Regions from separate parts of the Homo sapiens genome. Here region 1 is linked to region 2. A link is a contact called in ENCODE Hi-C or POLR2A ChIA-PET data. All regions are on one chromosome and are shown on one strand. Each heading gives the region's core, a stretch centred on a gene start or an enhancer-like site at or near the end of the contact. The rest is flanking DNA. Distances are from core to core; before and after follow the strand shown.

Region 1 (2,891 bases), core at 247-2,746, 380 kb after region 2:
AGACAGGGCCATGAAAGGCACACTTTTTTCTGGCGGGTTGCAGCGGCTCACACTTGTAATTCCAGTGCTTTGGAAGGCAGAGGCAGGAGGATCGCTTGAGGCCAGGAGTTTAAGACCAGCCTGGGTCACAGAGCGAGACCCTGTATCTACAGGAAAAAAAAAAAACAACAAAGAAAGAAAGAGAGAAAAAGAATACTGGCCTTTTCAATGATGTGAGGCAAAATCTGTCCCACAGTTTGCTAGTGGGTTATTTTTTGTGGAGCATGTATCATGATTTTATGAAAAACTGTCTGGTTCGTGGTTTTGGTGTCACGTTGAAGAAGAGATTTCTCAGAGATTTAAAAAAAGAAATCCACTGAATCTTCAAATTATTTCTTCAAATTTTGATTTTAAAAAAGTAAGTATTTAACTTGATTTTTAAAGTAAAAACATATTTAAAAAATTGAAATGCCAATAAAAATGCAGATTTTGTGGTGGTTAAGAGCCTAGAATTCCAACCCCATTACCTACTAGCAATCTTACCTCGGACAAATGTACATTTTTGTGCCTCAGTTTCCCATCTGTAGAGACACAGTCAACACTCAATAATTTTTGATTGCTACTGGACATACGTGTTCTAATATATTTTTTAATTTTTATGCTTTCTTCAGTGTATGTTTGGAGAGAGTTTGAACATTTTTTGACTCTTTTTCATTGAGTAAATCCAAATACTTGTAAAAGACTTATCTATTTCTTTAACAAAAACTTAACATGGATTAAGGACCCATCTTAAGGCATCACACATTAAAAAAGTCAATATTGATTCAATACCGGCGCTTATACTACGACATCACTTGTTAAATTTGTTTTCTAAATAAAGCCCAGAGGTAGTGGAAAATACTTCACACTCTAGGCCAGTGTTTGCTATGCCTGGTTGACCCTAAACTGTTGAGGGTTCTTTTTAAAAATACAGATTTCTGGGACCCACCTGAGATGATTCCGATAATCGGCCATATGGATGAGTCACTTAGAGATACCCATTTTTAAGGATTAGGACCCCGAAGCCCAGAAAATGCCTGCTGTAGTCAACATTATAGTCACACTCCACAGGCACTGGGTCCACCCCTTTGACCGACATTCCTTTGCGGTTTTCCCACCCTTCTTCCCTGCCTGGAGAACTCCTATTCATCCTCCAGAGCCCGGCTCAAAGTGGCTTCATCTGTGGGGATCCTCCCTGCCCCATAGTGAGTGCTCCTTGAGTCCTCGCCCTTCCTAGGGCATCCCAAGCTCCCAGGGGCTGCCCCTGCTGCCTCGCCATCCGCTCCAAAGCTGGCTGTACCTCGATGGTTAAGGGCAGCCAGGCGTGCTGCTTCTCGTCCAAATACACGAACTTCTCCCAGGCCCACAGGCGGTCCGGGTGGTCGGTGACTGCCTCCCCGAGTGTCGGGCACTCGGCCATGGCGTCCTCGGGCCGCCTAAGAAGCAAGAGCCAGAGCCTCTCAAGGCCGCTCGCTGGTCCCTGGGATGTGGGGCCGACCCTTTATATCCGGGCAGCATGCGGCCGCCACCAAGCGGCGGGGCGGGAGGACGGCCTTGGGGCGGGACCCCGGGTCGGGAGAACGACCTTGGGGCGGGGCGTAAGGCAGGATGGGGCGGGGTTTGTGGGGGTCTTGGTGGCAAGTGAGGGTCCCGCGCAGGCGCTACGTCCCGGCCTGACTTGCTCCCTGGAACGGTGGCAGCTCCTGGGAACGCAGACCCGGCCCCAGCTGGCCCGCGCCTTCCTCGAGGCCCCGGCCAGCAGCGACACCGACCGCCGCCCTCTGCTGCTGCTGGAGAGGCACCGGGGTGACCTTGGCCCTTTCTTCTTCTGGAAGACCCCCCCGCTTCCCTCGGCTGCCGGACCGGGACTCTGGGCCTCTGCTGGGAACTCACAGTCGACACCAGGATGCCCAGAGCCAGGACCCACTCCTCATCTTATGGGATCAGAAGAGACCCGCGCGGGCCTGAGTTAGGCCTGGGCTTTCCCGGGTTCCCTGGATCTCCACCAGCCTGTGCCTTTGAGTGTCAGAGTACGTTTTTTGGCAAAGGACAACTCCTGACGCTCCCTCTCCCTCTTCCATACACAAAGCATGCGTTTTCCACAGGTCTGATGTGCTGTGGACATCTAATAGCTATTACAAAATGGAGAATCATGGGTTTTTGCCCTTGGGCTTTGAGTTTACTAGTGAAAGCATAGTTCGAAATGAATACTTAAAAAGAAATCCCTCCTTCCACCCTAAGATCAATGGATTTGAAAAGTGCCTGGTTTATATGATCAAAACCACCCCTCTGTAAATTACAAGCAATAAGGAAAACAATTTCACTTTATTTTGCAGTAACGCATTCCCACTAAGGCAATTAAGAAAGTCATGCACAATGAAAAACATGTGAAACCAGCTCCAGCCTGGTTCAAACATCACCATGGGATGGAGTTTGGTGTCTCATCTTCCAGCTCTTTCCCAGTTCTCTGACCAGGCACTAAGAACATAATTTGTGATCCTTTGAAATATCACCAAAGTGGAAATTAAGAGATCTGATGAGGACATCTGATTCACCTGGCAGCTGGGTATCTGCCTCTTTGCCTATCCAGAGAGCCTAATTCCCAAGAAGGGGCTGAGAGGGCCTAAGGTAGTCGAGACATAATGGGATTTACCAGGAACACAACATAGAAGAGAAAAGCCAAGGGAAGTTGGGGGTGGAGTGAGGGCCCTTGAGCTCAGCAAACCTCTTTTCCACTGTAGCCCTTAGTGGTGTTAATATTTAATATGCAAACTTAAAGGTTTCATGCTGATTTTCCTGTGAATGGCTCTTGACTCCAGACCTAGATAGCCACAGAGCAAGATGACAAGCTCGCTAATAAGCTCTGTTGGGGA
Region 2 (3,065 bases), core at 413-2,912:
CCCCCTGCACATCTCTTGAAAATCAGCCTCCTTGCCGTGTTCACAGGGCTTGAGAAATTTTGACCCCTCATCTCATTAGCTCCCCGCTCCTCTTTCAAGCCACCTGTTCCTTTCAGTTCCTCAAAAGAGCTGCTTTTTGTGCAAACCTTATGACCCAAGAATTTCACTGGCGGTCTACACTCACCAGAAGTGTACAAATATCAGCTGGACGTGGTGGCTTATGCCTGTTAACCCCAGCACTTTGGGAGGCCGAGGTGGGTGGATCATTTGAGGTCAGGAGTTTGAGACCAGCCTGGCCAACATGGCGAAAACCTGTCTTCTATTAAAAATACAAAAATTAGTTGGGCATCATGATGCAGGCCTGTAATCCCAGGCCTGAGGCAGGAGGCTGAGGCAGGAGGATCGTTTGAACCTGGGAGGTTGAGGTTGTAGTGAGCCGAGATCACGCCACTGTACTCTAGCCTGGGTGACAGAGCGTGACTCCGTCTTGAAAAAAGAAAAAAAAAAGTGTACAAATATATTCCTTGAAAGATGTGTTCAGGAGTATTCATGGCAGTGTTATTCTCCATAGCCAACACAGCCCAAAGATCCATCAGGAGGAGGATGGGTAAATAATGGAATACGATTTATCAAGAGGAAAAGGAGAGAACAACACGGATGAGTCTCACAACTCTAACATGGGGTGAAAGCAGCCAGATACAAAATAATGCACAATGCAGAGTCCAGTTGAAAAAACGCTACAAAAATAACACAATCTGTGATGAGAAAAGTCAGGATAGTGGTTAGCCTGGGAGGGAGGTGGGAAATGGAAGGAGCGTAAGGAGTGCCTCTGGGGTGCCGGTCATGCTTTGTTTCTCATATGGGTCTGGTCGTACAAGCGTGTTATTCTCTAGGGGGTAGTTTGCCAATTGTACATTTTCTGGCTGGATGTTCAATAAGGTGTTAAAAAAAAAAAAAGTGCTGTCCTATCTCCTTCCAAATGACTTTCCTACACACACCTTCGAAATTCCTCCACCGGGAATTTACTGCTTTCTCTTAGTCTTCTTCTGGTTATTCAGATCCAGCTCAGCCCTCCCCTCCTCGGGGAGCCCTTCCTCTGTTGCATCAGTTAGTCTTGGCTGTGGGGCGATCATACCTACAAGCAAAGCACAGTGACTCAAAGCAGTCTCATTAATTAGCTCATGATTCTAAGGCTGGCAATTTGGGCAGTTCTTATGCTGCTGGGGAGGATAATGTGGACCAGTTTTGAGAAAGCAAGACACGAAGAAAGAGAATCCTGGTTCAGTGCCCATCTGGAAAGCTTCATTCATGCTGATCTGATTTAGTGCGTCGTTAAATTGTGTTTTATAAATGCATAAACACAGAATTGATAAGATTTGTTCTATAATCCCCGCTGAACACACATGTCAGTTACTGGGCTGGGAGCTGGGGACAGATTGATGGATAAGATTAATGCAGGAGGTGGGTATGGGTTCATTTGTTCCTTTTTTTATTCCTTTATTTGTTCATTCATTTCACCAGCCAACTTTAATGGAGGACCTAGCAAGTGCCAGGCAGCATTCTGAGCCCTGGAATCCGGTGATGAACATGACAGACAAGATTCCTGCCCCCAAGGAGCTGCACCTTAATAAGTCCCGCAATGAAGGAGACAGAACATAAACAGAGGAAAATACACAAGATGCCAGCTTGTGAGAAGTGCTAGCAAAAAAAGACACAAGTATGTCCAGAGAGTCTGAGGTGTATACAGGTATACAGAGTTCAATTCTTCTGGGGCAGATGGCAGGAAAACGTTCTAAAAATAAGTACCATGTTTTTAGTAGAAGCCATGTCAGAGGCTTGATGTGCATTTTTTCTAACTTGTACAACAAACCATGAGGTAAACAACATTTTCCTACTTTGTAGATGGGGAAACTGATGTTGAGAGAAGTTGAGTCACTTGTCCAAGGTCACACAGCAGGGTGAGGGTGGCCTCACACTGGTGTGTCCCAAAGGGCATCTGGTGTCCAGTGTTGTTCTCTTGGTAGAGGTGATGAGGCCTAATGAAGCCAAGAAAGATAAGTGGATGTTTTCCTGGTGGGCAATGGTCAAGGGAAGTGAAGGGAGCCCGGTGAGCAAAGCTGCTGTGTGTGAAACTGCCTGGTGTGGTCCAGGAGCTCAGTGTAGCCTGGGCCAAGCATATGAGCTGGGAGGGAAGGGTGGAGGGCCGGATCCAGAGGGAGAGTGGGTTCTTGGTTATGGAGCCACGGCAGGTGCGAGGCTGGGGAGGGACACTGGTAGGCTCCCGTTGAAACTCAGCCATCTAGAGCCCATTTTCCCGTAGGCCTCCAGCTCCTCAGCTGCAGGAAGGAGGCTGTATGGAGTTCAGAGCACAGGCTCTTCAATCGGACGGCACAGCCTGGATACGTGGTGGGCTTAGCAATTTGCTCTTGTGAGATACAATGCGATTTCTCAGTAAATTCTGCATCTCAGCTTTGGCTTCATCTGTGTCTGAGTCTCCATCTCATGCAGCTAGCTTATCATAGATCAGTACATTCACAGCATTTATTCGATCCTTTACAAAAACAACAGCCCGGGTTCAAATCCCAGCTCCACCACTTCCTCCCTGTGAGGCCCTGGGGAAGTAACATATCCACTCGGTACCTCTTGTAAAATGGAGGTGGCAGTGACTTTTATTTTTTATTTATTTATTTTTAGACAGAGTTTCACTCTGTCACTCAGGCTGGAGTGCAGTGGTATGATCTCAGCTCACTGCAACCTCCACCTCCCGAGTTCAAGTGATTCTCATGACTCAGCCTCCTGAGTAGCTGGGATCACAGGCATGTGCTACCACACCTGGCTAATTGTTTGTATTTTTAGTGGCAACGGGGTTTCGCCATGTTGGCTAGGCTGGTCTCGAACTCCTGTCCTTAAGCAATCTTCTTGCCTTGGCCTCCCAAAGTGCTGGGATTGCAGGCATGAGTCACCACGCCCAGATAGCAGTGATTTTTCAATGAAGTAATATACACGTGATGTGGAGAACTTTTCTGGCACAGAGTAGGCACGCAGCAGGGACCACGTGCTATCCT

The links. A loop is a pair of places that touch in the nucleus more often than their neighbours do. ChIA-PET counts read pairs that join two places held with the same protein, here RNA polymerase II (POLR2A). Pooled maps may share reads with other maps.
Region 1: a loop to region 2 is called in a pooled map, with 2.9 times the contacts of the local background. The contact joins the promoter of TCL1A here to the promoter of LINC02292 in region 2. A Hi-C loop is called at or near these places in 6 of 37 single-sample maps with no recorded cell type and 4 of 50 pooled maps. POLR2A ChIA-PET finds 5 or more read pairs at or near these places in 1 of 52 experiments (activated B cell).

Annotation. Positions count from the first base shown.
Region 1 is chr14:95,712,629-95,715,519 of GRCh38, forward strand. It overlaps TCL1A (TCL1 family AKT coactivator A), which reads right to left and starts at 1,497. Exons shown (of 4, transcript NM_021966.3): 1 at 1,319-1,497. The coding sequence starts at 1,438. LOC107984703 (a long non-coding RNA gene) reads left to right here and starts at 2,855. Exons shown (of 3, transcript NR_148060.1): 1 at 2,855-2,891. RefSeq lists enhancers at 1-117, 1,232-1,281 and a silencer at 1,512-1,751.
Region 2 is chr14:95,327,922-95,330,986 of GRCh38, forward strand. LINC02292 (long intergenic non-protein coding RNA 2292) reads left to right here and starts at 1,663. Exons shown (of 3, transcript NR_110127.1): 1 at 1,663-1,747. It overlaps LOC105370637 (a long non-coding RNA gene), which reads right to left and starts at 951. Exons shown (of 2, transcript XR_944171.3): 1 at 1-951. RefSeq lists an enhancer at 1-18.